2 separate regions of the Homo sapiens genome follow, and region 1 is linked to region 2. The links are chromatin loops, found by intact Hi-C in ENCODE. Cell type or tissue: CD14-positive monocyte. All regions are shown on one strand. Links, peaks and the distances in the headings refer to the core of each region. The heading gives the core; the rest is flanking DNA.

The links. Peaks named below come from ENCODE experiments on the same cell type or tissue, not always from the same donor. Only the 100,000 strongest peaks of a DNase experiment are listed, where the experiment ranks them.
Region 1: a loop joins it to region 2, with 1.9 times the contacts of the local background. A loop is called at or near these places in 2 of 110 quality-filtered maps.

The regions. Positions count from the first base shown.
Region 1 is chr6:14,769,856-14,778,193 of GRCh38, forward strand. No RefSeq gene overlaps it. Among named protein-coding and RNA genes, the nearest start is that of JARID2-DT, 470 kb to the right of the region's middle. In CD14-positive monocyte, for the core only: no CTCF peak of the experiment used is centred there; no DNase peak of the experiment used is centred there.
Region 2 is chr6:14,816,371-14,824,708 of GRCh38, forward strand. No RefSeq gene overlaps it. Among named protein-coding and RNA genes, the nearest start is that of JARID2-DT, 420 kb to the right of the region's middle. RefSeq lists a silencer at 2,668-2,962 and enhancers at 4,477-4,556, 5,704-6,205, 6,576-7,363, 8,151-8,338. In CD14-positive monocyte, for the core only: no CTCF peak of the experiment used is centred there; a DNase peak (open chromatin) is centred at 4,591.

The sequences.
Region 1 (8,338 bases), core at 224-8,223, 46 kb before region 2:
GATTAGTGTCTTTAAAAAAGAGGCTGTAGAGAAACTGCTTCCCCCTCATGTGAGGACGCAATAAGACACCATCTTTGAAGCAGAAAGTAGCCCTCACCAGACACTGAATCTGTTGACACCTTGATCTTGGACTTCCCAGCCTGCAGAACTATAAGCAGTACATTTCTGTTGTTTATAAATTACCCAAGCTCAGGTATTTTGTTACAGCAGCCAAAACAGACTAGGACAGTACCCTTATAAGAAAAGGAAGGCAGAAATCTCCCCCTCTTTCCACGAGCACACACCAACAAAAGGCCATGTGAACACACAGTGAGAAGGCAGCTGTCTACAAACCAGGAAGAGAGCCCCCACCAGAACCCCACCATGCTGGCACCTTGATCTCAGACTTCCAGTCTCCAAAACTGGGAGAGATAAATTTCTGTGGTTTAAACCACCCCATCTGTGGTACTTTGTTAGGGCAGCCTGCACTGACTGAGACACAGGGTAAACCCCTATTTAACTCCATCCTTCCCCTCAAGGCGAGCAAGCTTGTCCCTCAGGTCACCTTCCTCCCGCTGCTAAAAATAATCCCACCTTAGCCAGGCCCAAGTGATCTTCACTTCTTTCCTTCCTTCCTTCCTTCTACAGATCATGGGACTAAGCTTCTGACTTCTGGAAGTCAGGGAGAAGATACAGAAACCAAACCTATGTTTCTGCACACACCGGGCATGGGACATCCTCTCTTTCAAAGACCAACTAGAAAAATCTGACGGCTCCAGGATGGTTTGCACCAACATCATTCCAGGGAGAGGTGTTCTGTCTGCTTCTTTCCAACTGTGATTGGCCTTGTCCAACATTCTCTCTCCAACATGCGCGCTGTGTCTGGTTTTTATAAATATCCTCCGGAAGGAGGTGAAAAGGTCATCCTGACTCACATCAGCAAAAGTAAGAGGGCATTGGTGGAGCTTGTCTCCATCAATGATATATTTTAGAAATCTCCTAGCAACAACAAGCCTCTTTGTTATTGAAATGTTTTTGAAACATGAAGACACAAAAAATACACAAAGTCTGGGTACACCCAGACACCCAAAACTCTTGCACTCGGCAACGCAGTTATATTTTGCTGAAGTTAATGTGGTAAGGGTCAGGAGGGCAGACAGGACAGGGGCCAAACAGAGGTGCAATTTCCACACAAACTTCACCTCTGCCTGTCCCTAAATACCCCATTTCCACTCCACCTGGAGATTTCAGCTGTGAACTATGCAAGGGTGAGAAGGTTTGGTTTTCCCAAGCTTTGCCAAGGTCAAAAGCATTATGAAGAACGTTACTGTAATTAAACATCATGAAAGCATCATGGAGGATGCTGTTGTAATTAAACCAACAGTTCTCATCTCCCCCACATGCTGCAGTGGAACCTAAGTGTATTTATAAAAAAAAAAAAAAAAAAAAAAAAAAGCTGGGGGAGTTGTGTAAAGGAGGAGGTTCAGAAAAGAGAGGAGAATTCCGGAGGAGAGTTAAGTACTAAGGAATGGGGGTGGGTGTAGCCCAGTCCAGCGGCCCTCCAAGGAAAGAAAGGAGCAGGCTTTCTGAAGAGATGGGGAGCCTGGGGGAAAGATAAAAAAGAAAAAAACAAAAAAAAAACAAAAACAGTAGATTGGATCATCAGATGTTTCCTGAATGTACTCAGGAGGAGACCAAAGAGAAGGTGTAATTTCACATAGGCAGGAACATTTGCTGCATTCTTCCAGACAGAACCCAAGGGACACGGGGCCCCATGGGCTATGTCCTGCTGTCCACACAGGCTTTAAGAGTGTCCAGACAGGACATTCAGAGATGGCATTTCTCAGGTCAGAACCACTAAGAATTGCTGTTGTGTTGTGTAACAAGAAAGGTGAAAACAGGGCAAAGAATTCGGCCGGGCGCGGTGGTTCACGCATGTAATCCCAGCACTTTGGGAGGCCGAGGCGGGCGGATCACCTGAGGTCCGGAGTTTGAGATCAGCCTGATCAACATGCAGAAACCCCGTCCCTACTACAAATACAAAATTAGCCGGGCGTGGTAGCTACACGCCTGTAATCCCAGCTACTTGGGAGGCTGAGGCAGGAGAATCGCTTGAACCCGGGAGGCGGAGGTTGCGGTGAGCTGAGATCGCGCCATTGCACTCCAGCCTGGGCAACAGAATGAAACTCTGTCTCAAAAAAAAAAAAAAAAAAAATTCAAGGGCACAGACTGCGCCCTGCTGGCTCTACACCTATAGCATCTCGTCCTGCCCTTCCCGAGTCTGTGGCTCTTGGGAGTCTCATTCCCTCCTTTCCAGGGTGTGCTTCCCCCGTGGGTGGTCTCACGATGCAGTGTACACCCCGCATCGCGGAGTCCTCCAGTAGCTTCCCCTGTCCAGTCTCCTCCACCTTCTGCTTCCGCTCAAGACCTTCAGGAGTTCATACTTCCTGCCCTCTTCCCCATTCTAATTTTTTAAACCATGCTATGCAAACTATGCAAGGTCCCTTGTTTCTGCCTCAAAGACACGCCCCAGTTAAACATGGAGAGCACTCAGGGAATTCACTCTGCCTGCCTTTTGTGCCTGGAGTGAGTTATCCTCTGCTACTGTCCTAACCCATGGTAAATCCACCCACTAATCCGTGGAGAGGCTGGTGCCTACCTGCTTCCCTTATCCCAGACCCATCTCTTTGCCTCCGAAGATGACTTACTGGCCAGTTAGTTACACCATTCTTTAACATTCTTTAACCTTAGACATGGAGAGCATTGGTGGATATAATTACACTTGATAGTTCTTGCCACAATATCGTCTTTGGTCCTTATGGGGGCCCTTTTCTTGTCTATTTGTTTTATCTATCCCCTTTGTTCCCATTTATAATCCTCATTAACTGCCCCCCCCACAAGTAATTATTCTAATGTATTTAACGTCCATCTTTTTGTATGTTTTCTTACGTAATGTTTATTGCTCTTTGGTGTATGTGTATTTTTAGTTTGTGGAAATGATTTATGTTGCACATTTTTTCTGTTTTTTAATCAGCATTATGTTTTTTAAGAAAATCCACATTGCTATTGTATATTGAACCCATTGCTTCTTGTTACTGCAGAGTATTTCCATAGATGATGTATATCTACCATGTTTCACTTAGGAACTCTCCTGGTACTGCAACTCTCCATCAACATAATAATATATCAACATATTAATATGAACATCCTTATATGTTTCTCCCTACAGACCAGCGTGAAAACTCTTTGGGATATGCATCTAGTTATGAAATAGCGGGGTCACAGTTTATGCAGGTATTTAATTTACCTGAGTAGTACCAGATTACTCATGAAAATGGCTACATGTCAGTACTAGACTCTTACCCACAGTGCATGAGGAGCCCTAGATAAGACAAACCCCTTTCTCCACCGTCAATTGACACTACCCCGCTTTCTAATTGTTTCCTGTCTAAATTGGTATAAAGTGAATTCTAATTTGCATTTCTCTGGTTATTCCTATATATAAGCATTCCTTTATATTTATTGTCTTTTGGATTCTCTTTTTTCTAAAATGCCTGTTCATACCTTTTGTTCATTTTTCTATTAGAGCTACTTTTCAGGCTTTCTTTGAATATTCTACTTACTAACCCTTTGTCAGATTTAAACATTGCAAATAATCTTCTTCCACTCTGACATTTCTCTATGAATTTTGTCTATAATATCCTTCCATGAAATAAAATTCTTAATTATGATGTAAACAAATTTATCAATTTTTTTGCCTTCTGGTTTGTACTTCTGGAATTTTATTTAAGAAGTCCTTTCTTACCTTTCTGCTGAAGACATTCTCCTAATATTTTCTTTTATTAACTTTATAGCTTTAGTTCTTACCATCAGCAGACCTGTTCTCTAGAGTAAGCTTTTGATCTATCTGGAGGTAGAGTCTACTTTTGCATGCTGTGTAAGGTGGGGATCTCATTTTTACCTTTTCTGTGCAGAGCTTTTCTGGCAGTCATTCAAGCAATTTCCCAGTAATGTGTGGTGTCTCATCATTGTTTCTAATATGCTTGGGTCTGTCTTTGAGCTTCCTATCGTGTTCCATTGGTCTATATATATGTTAATGCATATGATTTGTATTACTATGGCTTTGTTGCAAGTTTTAATATCTCGATAAATTCCCCTTTTATTTTTGTTTTCTTTTTAAAATTGACTTACCAACCGGGCGCAGTGGCTCACGCCTGTAATCCCAGCACTTTGGGAGGCCGAGGCGGGCGGATCACCTGAGGTCGGGAGTTCGAGACCTGCCTTGACCAACATGGAGAAACCCCGTCTCTACTAAAAACACAAAAATTAGCCAGGCGTGGTGGCGCATGCCTGTAATCCCAGCTACTCAAGAGGTTTAGGCAAGAGAATCGCTTGAACCCGGGAGGCGGAGGTTGCGGTGAGCCAAGATCACGCCATTGCATTCCAGCCTGGGCAACAAAAGCGAAACTCCGTTTCAAAACAAACAAACAGAAAATTGACTTACCTATTTGTCAATCTTTATTCCTTCCAAAATTTCTGTAGTTCTTGGGGAAAAAAAATCCAACTAGAATTTTGATTTGAGAGTGCATTGAGATGATAAACTAATTTGGGAAGAGCTGCAATCTTTATAACATTGAATTATTCATCCAAGGACACAATATTTATTGATATCATGTTCTATGCCTCCTATAAAAGTTTTAAAATATTTTTCCAGAGAAGTCCGATATAATCTTGATCAAAGAAATTCCTAAATATTATATAGTTTTTGTTACTATTAGGGAAGTTATTTTTTATTATATATTCTGGATAATTTTATTGTAAAAAGAGCAGTATGGCAGAGCAGGAACTGAAATTTTCATTTTGTCTAAGTTAATTATTCCTTCCCGCTAACAAGAGAAGAAGGTCTTCCTGAGCTGAGCTCTGCCAGGAGAAGAAAAGTTGACTTTTCTCCCTGCCTTTCCCCTTCCTTCAGTCAGTGATCCCCACCTAACCTTCAATGTTTAAAACCATTCCTGGCCGGGCGCGGTGACTCACGGCTGTAATCCCAGCACTTTCGGAGGCCGAGACAGGCGGATCACCTGAGGTCGTGAGTTCGAAACCAGCCTGACCAACATGGAGAAACCCCCATCTCTACTAAAAATACAAAAAATTAGCCAGGCATGGTGGTGCATGCCTGTAATCCCAGCTACTCGGGAGGCTGAGGCAGGAGAATCGCTTGAACCTGGGAGGCAGAAGTTGCAATGAGCAAGATCACGCCATTGCACTCCAGCCTGGGCAACAAGAGTGAGACTCCGTCTCAAAAACAAACACAAAAACAAAACAAAACAACAACATAAAACCATTCCTGATTGAGAACCGTTAGGTTAGAAACATAACATCAAACTGTAAAATTTACAGTGACATTCAGCTGGATTTTAAAAACCAACTCCTTCATTCATATTTCTCACTCTCACTTCGATTTCCCCCCTTTTATTCCATAGTCCTTTTTACTAAGTCTCAGTGCATGGAGTACCCTCTCCTTCCCTCTGCAAATTCCACCCCTCTTAACCAGGAAAGGAGTTCTGCACCTTGGATTCCCACTTGCTTCTTACAAATGCCTCAACTTTGGTGGGACTGAGTGGAGGTTTGAGGCATGAGCAGAGTAGGGATGAGCTCCAGTTCTGTAAATGAAAACAACATTGGGTGCCCAATTCCAATTTAATATCTTAATTTACTCTAAGAGCACTCTGGCTAACTCCCAACTGGTTTATTTGGAAATTGCAAAGAACACCTTGCCAAGTCAAGCATTAATTTCCCTTGGAAACACCACAATGTAATCTCATGTGAAGAAAGAATATCCCTAGAGTCTCTGTGACTTTGACCATCCCCCTTCATGAGCTGTGGCATGATAGTATGACGGAGCTGTTTACTCTTTCCTGGGCCTGATACAACCTGTGACAGTCATCACACTAGCTATAAGTGACTCTCTTTCTGCCATCTCCAGCTCTCATTAAGTTTTTTTCTGGTTTGTTTTGTATAGATGCCAGAGTCTTTGAATAGATAGGGTGAGTGTGAAGAAGCAAGGACAGTTTATCCTACCAGAATCCCTTTCCTGACCCTTGGATCACAATTGAAACTTGTGATTGTCTTAGTCCATTTTCTGCTGCTATAAAAATATACCACAAACTGCATAATTTACAAAGAAAATAGATTTATTTCTCAGAGTTCTTAAGACTGGTAAGTCCAAGAGCATGGTGCTGACATCTGGTAGGGATCATTCTATTGTGAAAAGCATCACATGATGAACAAGCATATGAGATGGGAGAGAGGAAATCAGGCCAAGCTCATCCTTTTCTCGGGAGCCACTCCCACAATAACTAACCCAGTCTTATGATACCTGCACCAACCCACTGATGAAGACAGAGCCCTCATGAGCGAATCACCTCTTAGAGACCTCACCTCCCAATAATGTTACATTGACAACTAAATTTCAACAAGAGTTTTGACAGGGACATTCAAACCACAGCAGTGATCCAAACCTTTCTTTCTCCGTGCCAGTCCAAGATCAACCTAAAAAAAGACTACCTGTCCTGTAGATACATTTCGTTGGGTTTAGAGAGCTGGTGGTGGGAGTACAAACCACTGCACAGTCCGAGTTATCAAAATGAGGTTTAGTTGTAGGGGAAGTGGATTGTTGACAGTCTTATCAAATTCCCAGGCATTTGCCTGTAAAATGAGATCACTCTAAACCTGGAGAACATTTCACTTGCAGAAGACATTACTCCCCCATTCATTTGTAACTATTTTGTGTCCTGTGCCTTCTATTGGAACTTTTCTCCCTGCCTTTCCCCTTCCTTCAATCAGTGATTCCCACCTAACCTGCAATATTCAAAACCATTCCTGATTGAGAACCACTGTTAGAAACACAACATCAAACTGTAAAATTTACAGTGACATTCAGCTGGATTTTAAAAACCAACTCCTTCAGGGCCCTTTCTATGTCCCTGTTTTCACAACAGAATTTATCACTTTCTTCCCTAAATCTCTGTGTGGTGTTCCTGGGCAAACACATCCATCATACCCAATTAGGCAAAAACAGACAAGAAAATCCAATTCTCTCCTCTTTCCTTCCTCCTTTATACTGAACTGCGACTAAAAGCAGCACTCACTATTAGTGATACTAATTTGGTACTTAATTATCCTCAGGCTTCTGTCTTCCCCTAAATCTGTTCACCCTTTACCTCTGCACTTTGTCACCAATAACTGACTAGAAGCTCCATATGAAAGACCCGTACCTGGGCCAGGCGCAGCGGCTCACGCCTGTAATCCCAGCACTTTGGGAGGCCGAGGCAGGTGGATCACCTGAGGTCGGGAGTTCGAGACCAGCCTGACCAACATGGAGAAACCCCATCTCTACTAAAAATACAAAATTAGCCGGGCATGGCGGTGCATGCCTGTAATCCCAGCTACTCAGAAGGCTGAGGCAGGGGAATCACTTGAACCTGGAGGCGGAGGTTGCGGTGAGCCGAGATCGTGCCACTGCACTCCAGCCTGGGCAACAAGGGCAAAATTCCGTCTAAAAAAAAAAAAAAAAAAGAAAAAAAGAAAGACTCATACCTGCTCGATTCCTCCTGGTCTCTCCCGACACAGTGGTACAGACTTAATAGCTCTCAGTACCTATTGGGGTGAACTAACTAGCTGACTCCACTTCTGACACTTCCATACAGATCTGGGGAGTGACGGCAAACCTCCACTTCAAACCTGGTTTCTTGAGCAAGCCATTTTATTTATGGACAGGACACCAGGGGCACAGTGAGTGTTTACATGTGTATTTTAAGTCAGCATGACTGTGCGATTCCTGTATCTCCTGGGTGTTGCCTTTTCTCTTTAAAGACGGCATTCCTGCTTCACATTTTACTGTCACGTAAGACATACTCTAGCCTCTATAATGGGTGCCGAGAAGTGGATATTGTAGCCCCAAGGGTTTTTAAGCCCCCTGATGAACACATCATTACGCATTCACAACGGTAAAGTGCATTGTTAGGTTTTCAGCAGCCTGCAAGAGAGACCCTGCTGAGCAGGATGGAGAAAGTTGCGGCAATTAATTGGTAGAGTTGAATTGTTAACATTCTCTCAGTGTTCCCAGCACAGGGCTCTTGACTGGCTTGCTGGAGAAAATAACTGGGGGTGGGAGAGAATGAAGGGTGGAGTAGAGGAGAAACAAACTCTCATTAAAACCCCAATCAAGCCATTTTAGCACTTTTTTTTTTTCCACAAGGCATTTCCTTTGAATCTAGAATGCTATACTTGTTGAACGCTATTATCATAACAAATCGCTGCTCTTTCCTAAAACTTGAAATTATTTGCTTTCCTTGGGAGA
Region 2 (8,338 bases), core at 70-8,069:
GGGGGGAGCTGGAATTCTTGTGCAATGCTTTATACTCTGAGACGGGAACTCATAAGAGGTCTTTGGGCTCTGGCAGAACCTAAAGGAACAATTACGCCATAATTGAACATTGATAATTGAACATTGTTTATGATGTTCAATGTTCACTGATAATTGAGCATTGCTTATTGCTTTTCTGTGCAAGGAGTTCACAGCCCTTTACAGAAGGGACCTCCACCAGCCTCACCACACCTCTGTGCTCTCCACCAGCCAGACTGCGCTATCAGCCCACATTCCAACTCCAGAGCCAGTGAGTAAGGGGATTTGTTCAAGGTCACCCAGCAGATGGAGGCCGAGCCTTGGGTAACACTAACTCCTAACCTTCCATCTTATCGTTCATGGCACTGTTCATCTCAACCTGTGGGTTCCAGGGAAATCTCATAAAAGCAGTATTTTATGAGTATTCAAGGTCATCCCTTGTGGGACCCACCTGGAATTCTCAAGAGGATCTCACACAGGGGTTAAGAAAGAAAGATCGTATTTTTCCAAACCTAACAGCTTGTGTTTCTAACACCCCACCTTCTAGCTGCACAGAATAAACCAAGGCTGGATTCCTGGAGACAATGTGGACTGAATGCCACGTATAAGCCAGAGAGTTCTGTGCTCTGAAGGAAGATGACACTCAGCTTTCGGGTAACCCCAGATCTCAGGAATCAAGTCTCCAGTGAAGCACAGGTACCCTTTGCTCCCAAGAGCTCCTGGCTGCAGTTTGAGGCTTGCTTTGGAGATTAATGGTCTCCTCACTCGGCACTCTCCGCCTCATTTAGTAATCAGTGTATCCTGTGAAAACACAAACAAGTGAAGCTCCTGCTCTTAAGAGGTCAACCCAGGGAAGGGGAGATGAGGTCAGACTGCTCTCAGGCAGGGAAGTCAGGAGGACTTTTGCTCAGTCTTGGCACAGACGCTTCACATCCAGAACAGAACAGAGGGCCTCCATCAGGCAACCGTGAACTCTGACCCACCTGCCCTCAGCAAATGTGCCCGGTGTGACAAAGTAACTATGTCATAAGGTTTGAGAAACAAATGTGTTCTGTTTATGCCTCTCCTGGTAAGAGGACAGATGGAGTGGGAGGAAAGGGGCAGGAGGTGAGCACAGGTGTCTCCAGGTATACTTACCTGGAGGTTCCACCCTCTGCAGTTTTCTCCCCTCCGTCTCTATTATTTATTTTATCTCAAAGTCAGCCGGAAGCCAGAGCGTCTGGAGGATTTCACTTGGCTGCCATGAGACTGCCCGCGTACCCCCTCGCAGTTGCCCAGGACGTACAAGCACTGATAGTCACATGGCCTTTAAAAGGCACCTCCTGCATCTAGGGGCTTGCTTTTGCCTGGAGCCAAAGCCACTTTGATGATATAAAAACGCCCAGGAGGTCCTGTGGGTCAAGGTCTCAAATGGGATGGAAGAAAGAACAAGAAGAGATGCTGCAGTCCAAACGAGCAGACCATGAGGTGCACCGCGACCATCAGCCGCGGGGCTGCAGCAAGCTATTTATGGCCACCCCCCATCCCCACGTAGTCGCTTTAGTACCAGTCACGCTGCACAGGGGCCTTTCAGTCAATGAGGGACTGCATAAATGAAAGTGGTCCCATAGGATTCTAATATCATATTTTCACCTTTTCTATATTTAGATAAACAAGTACTTGCCACTGTGTTCCAGATGCCTACAGCATTCAGTATAGTAACCTGCTGTAAGGTTTGTAGCCTAGAGTGATAGGTACCATCTAGCCTGGGTATAGTAGGCTATGCCATCTAGGTTTGTGTAAGTTCACTCTGTGATGTTCTCACAATGCAGGAGGAAAGGGGCAGGAGGTGAGCACAGGTGTCTACAGGTGTACTTACCTGGCAATTCCACCTTCTATTGTCTGTAGCCTAGAAGCAATAGTCTATACCATCTAGCCTAGGTATAGTAGGTTATATCATCTACCTCGGTATAGTGGGCTATACTGTCTAGGTCTATGTAAGTAGACTCTATGATGTTTGCACATTGACAAGATCACCAAACAACACAATTCTCTGAATGCATCCCTGTTGTTAAGCAACGCACAACCGTACTTAACATGTGCCATATAATCAAAGCGGCCAAAGAGAACCAACCCTATTTTCACCATCTGCTGTTGTGAAATAAAACGGTCACCTGGAAACGTTTACAATATGATGACTAAATATGCATTCTGGGACCCTTTCTACAAAGAAATGGGACGGGAACCTCCCACTCGGCCCTTGCCCTCCCAGAGGCACATTGCCCAGGGATTCCTTTGTCTCCTTGGGGCCTTGCCAAGTCTGATGTGCCAGTCACCAATCTAGGCCAAGTTCACACTTATCTCTCCACTCCTACCGAGGTGAAAGGGCCCTGGTGAAGAAACAGTCAGGCACACAGCTCTGCTCCCAATCCAAGACACGTGTTCAGCAGAAAGCTCTCTGCTGTACTCTGGTCGCTTGACCCCTGCCCACCCCCAGCACCCTGCCCTGGGAGCTCCAGTGCTTTCTCCAAACCTGACACTTGCCTCCAGCTCCAGTCTGAGCTTCTCCCTCTGCTGACCATGCCCATCTTGTCATGGTTCCTCCCCAGAAGCACAGAAGACTTTCTCATCTCTCAGGACAGCCAGCCCTCCTCTTAGGCATTAGATCCCAAGGGACTTCCCTTCCATGACCATTCCTTCTCTGCATCTGTATCCCAGCCCTTGCTAGAGCCGTGGCCCTTCTGTTCTCTTCATTTCAGGCATGGGCATGGGGGGAAGGCCCTCTGAGCTGCTTCCCTCCTTCCTTCTCAGACAACCTTTGGCTCAAGTCATCTCTACCCATCCCTTTCCTCACACTCTTGCCTTCCTTACCCTCAGGCAATCCGGCCCACACCTCCTCGCATTCCTGGAGCTGCAAGCTCTCAATTGTCAGCAGTAATCTTTGGCCCCATCCAGTAATAATCTTTTCTCACTTTTCATTTCACAATTTGGTAACACCCATCAGCACCTCCACCCCTCGAATGTCACCAATTTTATTTCTATGGCATTGCCCTCATGGGTTTATTCCTACCTGGGTATTTCCCTTCTGCCTCCTTTACTGCTCCTCTTCTAAAAGCAGGAGCAGAATGATCCATCTCCAAGGCTCATATTAATCCTCAGCTTTGTATTTTTCTCTTCATTCTCCTGCTCTGAGATATCCCATTGATCCTCACTGCTGATAGAACAAAGTTCATTATCCCGGCCTTTAAGGCCATTATCATTGCACATGACCCTGCCAGCCAGCTCTACCTCCCACTTTTCCCTTCTACTCCAGCCAGGCTGCTTGTCTCCAGCCTGGACCACAGATGTGAATGTTTTTGTCAACTCCAAGGCTCTACCTGGGCCACGTCCCTTCTACTTCCCTCCTCTCTACTCAAATCCTACTCCCGTTCCAAAGTCTAGCTAAACTCTCATCTTTTCCCCACTTGAATTATTAATGCACAGAAAACAGAGAAGGTGTCTCATACTCTTGCATATCCCATCAGTTTATGGTATACATATGGAAGCCAAACGTATAAAAACTCGTTCAGCCAAACATACACAAACTCATTTAGTACATATCTACTTAATCTATGCATCCTTTTGTCTTGACCATCACAGCAACAAGCACAATGTGATACAATTCTGTTCAATTATTGCTTACTTTGCAAACATTGGTAATTATAGTGTCTATTGTCATACATTATGGTTTTTATCTCATCGATTTAGGTGTACGAATTTCATACTAAATAGACCCATTTGTTTCCTGCTACTTGTTGGCAGGGATTGGGGTAAAGTGTCACAGCTCGTAGCAGTGTTTCACACTTGGCCTGAAGCAAACGACTTACGCTGTGGTTTATCTGAGATGACATTAGGCGGGCTTTGCCTTTTTTTTTTTTTTTTTTTTTTTTGAGATGGAGTTTTGCTCTTATCGCCCAGGCTAGAGTGCAATGGCGTGATCTCGGCTAACTGCAACCTCGGCCTCCTGGGTTCAAGCAGTTCTCCAGCCTCAGCCTCCTGAGTAGCTGGGATTACAGGTGCCCGCCACCACACCCGGCTAATTTTCATAATTTTAGTAGAGATGGGGTTTTGCCATGTTGGCCAGGCTGGTCTGGAACTCCTGACCTCAAGTGATCTGCCCACCTCGGCCTCCCAGAGGACTGAGATTACAGGCATGAGCCACCACACCCGGGGTTATCTAGAGCTTTCCATTATGCATAGCTAAGCCTACTCTTACCTGTCACACCTATCCAAGAGTCAAAACTTATCATTCAGTTCATAACTTCTAGAAACTTCAAACCAAAATCCTGCCAATATCTGTGTATGCTGCTCTGCTCCAAAAGACCATGTATGTGCCAATTCCCGTCTTTGTAAATGAAATGAATCCACGGCTCTTTTTAACAGAACAGGTTAAAATTGTACTTTTGTCATTCCCCATCTCTATTCTTCTTTTGTGAGTTTCTCCATTCAGATGAACAGGAGGCTGAGCAGTGCCATGGAACCTGCAGGCAACGTGGAGTAAGAGAAGCCCAAGTTGACACTCATCTCTGCCCTTTGTCAGCCATGTGACCCTGAGTAAATGACATCTTGTGTTCAAAACGTGGGGTAATTTCCATTTTAATCATCAAAACCCCACTGGGAGCTGGGCACAGTGACTCACGCCTCTAATCCCAGCACTTTGGAAGGCTGAGGCGGGCAGATCACTTGAGGTCAGGAGTTTGAAAGCAGCCTGACCAACATAGTGAAACCCTGTCTCTACTAAAAATACAAAAATTAGCCAGGTGTGGTGGTGTGTGCCTGTAATCCCAGCTACTCGAGAGGCTGAGGCAGGAGACTCATTTGAACCCAGGAGGCAGAGGTTGCAGTGAGCCAAGATCACATCACTGCACCCCAGCCTGGGTGACAGAGTAAGACTCTATCTAAAACAAAACAAAACAAACAAACAAAAAACCCTGTTGGGGTTACTGTGAGAATTAAGTGATAGGAATATGTTTTCAAAAGCCTAGCCAGGGTCTGATGTGTGGTGGGGGTTCAATAAATGCTTAGGACATCTAAAATAAAAAGAATATTGAAGCAGAGCATTGTGGCTCATACCTGTAATCCCAGCACTTTGGGAGGCTGAGGTGGAAGGATCACTTGAGCCTGGGAGTTCAAGGCTGCAGTGAGCCATGATCGCACCATTGCACACTGGCCTGGGCAATAGAGTGAGACACTGTCTCAAAATTAAAAAAAAAAAAAGACCACAGAACATACACCTCCCAAGTGACTAATTTCTAATCAAATAATTAACAATTTCCTTTTTTAGGCAGAGAGAATTGTGCCCCTCACACATGTCAGGGTCTTTTGTACATCTGGATACTGAGGCTGTTAGCCTTGCAACCTGAGGGCCATGAGGTCCAGCTCTCTCATAGGCAGTAAAGACTCATGGAGAGCTCAAGACAAGAGCCATCATTTGGTACAAGTTCAAGAGTGTGGAAGATCACCTGCAAAGATGACCACCAATCATCCTCTCAACGTCGTGCACATGTGAGCGAGCATGCCATGCGAGAGACAGACTCGTTCCCCTCCACTTGCATCTCGCTTTGACCAGTAGAACACAGTAGAGTCTCATCGTGTGACTTACAGGTCTAGGTAAGAGGCCTTGCTAGTTCTCTTTTCTCTCTGAGAAACCAGCCACCAAGTAAAAAGCTTAGGCTAGATTACTTACCAAATGATGACAGAATGCCTGGAGACAGGTCACACGGAGGAGAACCAAGGTATCCCACTGACAGCCAACACTCGACCCCAGACCATGACAGACCCTCCCCCAGCCAACTCTCAGATCGACAAACAAGTGGCTCCAGCTCACAGCAGGAGAAGCAGAGCCTCCTACCTGATCACAGAAGTATGAGAAGTAACAAAGCATTGTTGTTTTAAGTCCCTAAGCTTGGGGATGGCTTGTTACACAGCTTGTTACACTGATACAAAAGAGAGTGTTACCCCCCATGGTTCTCAGACACAGGACACAGGATCCACCATGTCAATGCCTCCCTCCAGGAGACACCCAAGCCTCGACCACAATCAGGGAAGATGCCTACCTGTATTTTCAGCTTCTGCTTGAAGATGCTTACTTAGCCCTGGGTACCCATCCTCTTTGAGCTAACTGCTTTAGGCTCTCCTTTGAGCTTGTTTTTATTATTAGTTTCTATCTTGTATATTAACTTTAAAAGAGCAAAGAAGAAATAACTTGCAGGGAAGAGCCATGAAGATAACCCAAGCCCGAACAGAGGAGCCTGGATGGATTTCCTCACCATTAATTGGCTCTGCCAATTCACTATAGTTAAATTCCCATTTTCCACTCCTAAGTGAATTTCTTATTACTAAACTCTGTAGTAAAAATAATAATAGCTCACATTTATTGCATTCTTAACATGTGTAAGGCACTGTGCCAAGCGTTTCAGAAGTATGGTTTCATTTAATTTTTTAAACAACTAAATGAAGCACATCCGATTCATTCATTTATCAAATATTAATCAGCCGGGCACCGTTCCAGGTACTGAAGATACATAAATAAACAACATTGACAGAGACCCTGCTCTCGTGGCGCTTGCATTCCATGTTGGAGACAGGCAGGAAATGCATAGTGTGTAGGAAGGTGAGAAATTCAAACGACAGAAGACATACAGGAGAATAAGAGCCTTCCAAATCAGGTGACATTTGAGCAGGGAGTGAGGGTGTCAGCCTTGGGGATGGATATATGGGAAGAACACTCCAGGCAAGTACCATTTCCTGAGCCAGGAACACTCTTACTGTGTTCTAGGAGCAGCAAAGAGGTCCAAATGGCTGGATCAAGAATGTTTAGTGGTGAGGCCAGACAGGTACCAAGGAGCCGGATTAAGGAGGGCCCCCTATGCCACGGTAAGGACTCTGGCTTTATTCAGAATGAGCTGGGAAGGCACGGGAGACTTTCCATCTCACCTTTTTAAAAAATTACTCTGGGCCAGTGGCGGTGGCTCATGCCTGTACTTCCAGCACTTTGGGAGGCCAAGACTGTTGATTGCTTGAGCTCAGGAGTTTGAGACCAGCCTGGGCAACATGGTGAGACCCCATCTCTATAAAAAATACAAAAAAAAATTAGCCGGGCTTGGTGGCGCATGCCTGTGGTCCCAGCTACTGGGGAGGCTGAGGCGGGAGGATTGCTTGAGCCCAGGAGGTTGAGGCCACGGTGAGCCGAGATCGAGCCACTGCACTCCAGCTTGGGTGACAGAGTGAGAGACTGTCTCAAAAATAAATAAATAAATAAAAATAAAATCACTCCGGCTACTGTATAGCGGGGAAGGGAGACCTCTTCAGAGACTAATGCAATAATCAAAGTGAAATACAAGGGTGACTTGGACCAACGTGGTAGCCCAGGAAGTAGGGAGAAGCTGCAAACTTCCTGAAATCTCTGGAAGGCAGGGCTGCCCAGATTTGCGGTGTTTGGGATATGGAGGTAGGAGAGAGAGAGAGCTCTATTGTGTTAGCATCTTTATGCCCGTTTTACAAATTTGTAAGTGAAAGGCAGAGTAACTTGCCCAAGAGGATACAGCCAATAAATGCAGAGCCACATCTCAAATCAGGATTGGTTTGATCCAAGAGCTCATCCTCTTCCCCACACTGCCCTACTGCCTCATGTTTAAAACCCCTAAGCCGCCTAAGTTGGAAATTCCATGGGTCAAACTGTCCCAATTCTACTCTGCCCTCTCCACACATAAGATAGAAATAAGCCAAATCCCTGTGTCATTCAGCAGATTGCTGAAGTAGTGCCATGCCCCTGTGACTTGAATGACCTCTCCTCTGCACGGGAAATACAAGACCCAAAGCCATACTGAGGGATGCGGACAAGCGCTTGGCCCAGCCACAGCAGGCTGCACCAATTACCAGGGATTGCCTAAAATCTGGGCAAAGGCTTTTCTCTCTGGCTAGGCTGCCAAACAATTCCTCGTATCTGATTACCTAAAGAGAGCAGAATAACAATTCATAAAACCATCACAGAGGAGACTTAAGAAACAGCTCGTTTTTAAGTGTTAAAGTGGCCTTATCATAACCTGCCACTCAGTAATATTAAATTTGATATTGGAAATGAAGTTTTCCACTAACAATTTCCACGAATGGAAGAGCTCTGATTCTCTTATTCTGCCTGGAATTTTTCTTGCTGGGGAGCTTTCGCAATGTGATGCAGCAGTAATACAAGTGTGTGTGCGCGGCTGCTTTTTAGAAGAGGTGTGTGTGTACAAAGGCCTTTGCACACGAAAAAAGTCCCGGTCATGACCCTGATGCACTAGGTTTGGAATTTTTTTTTTTA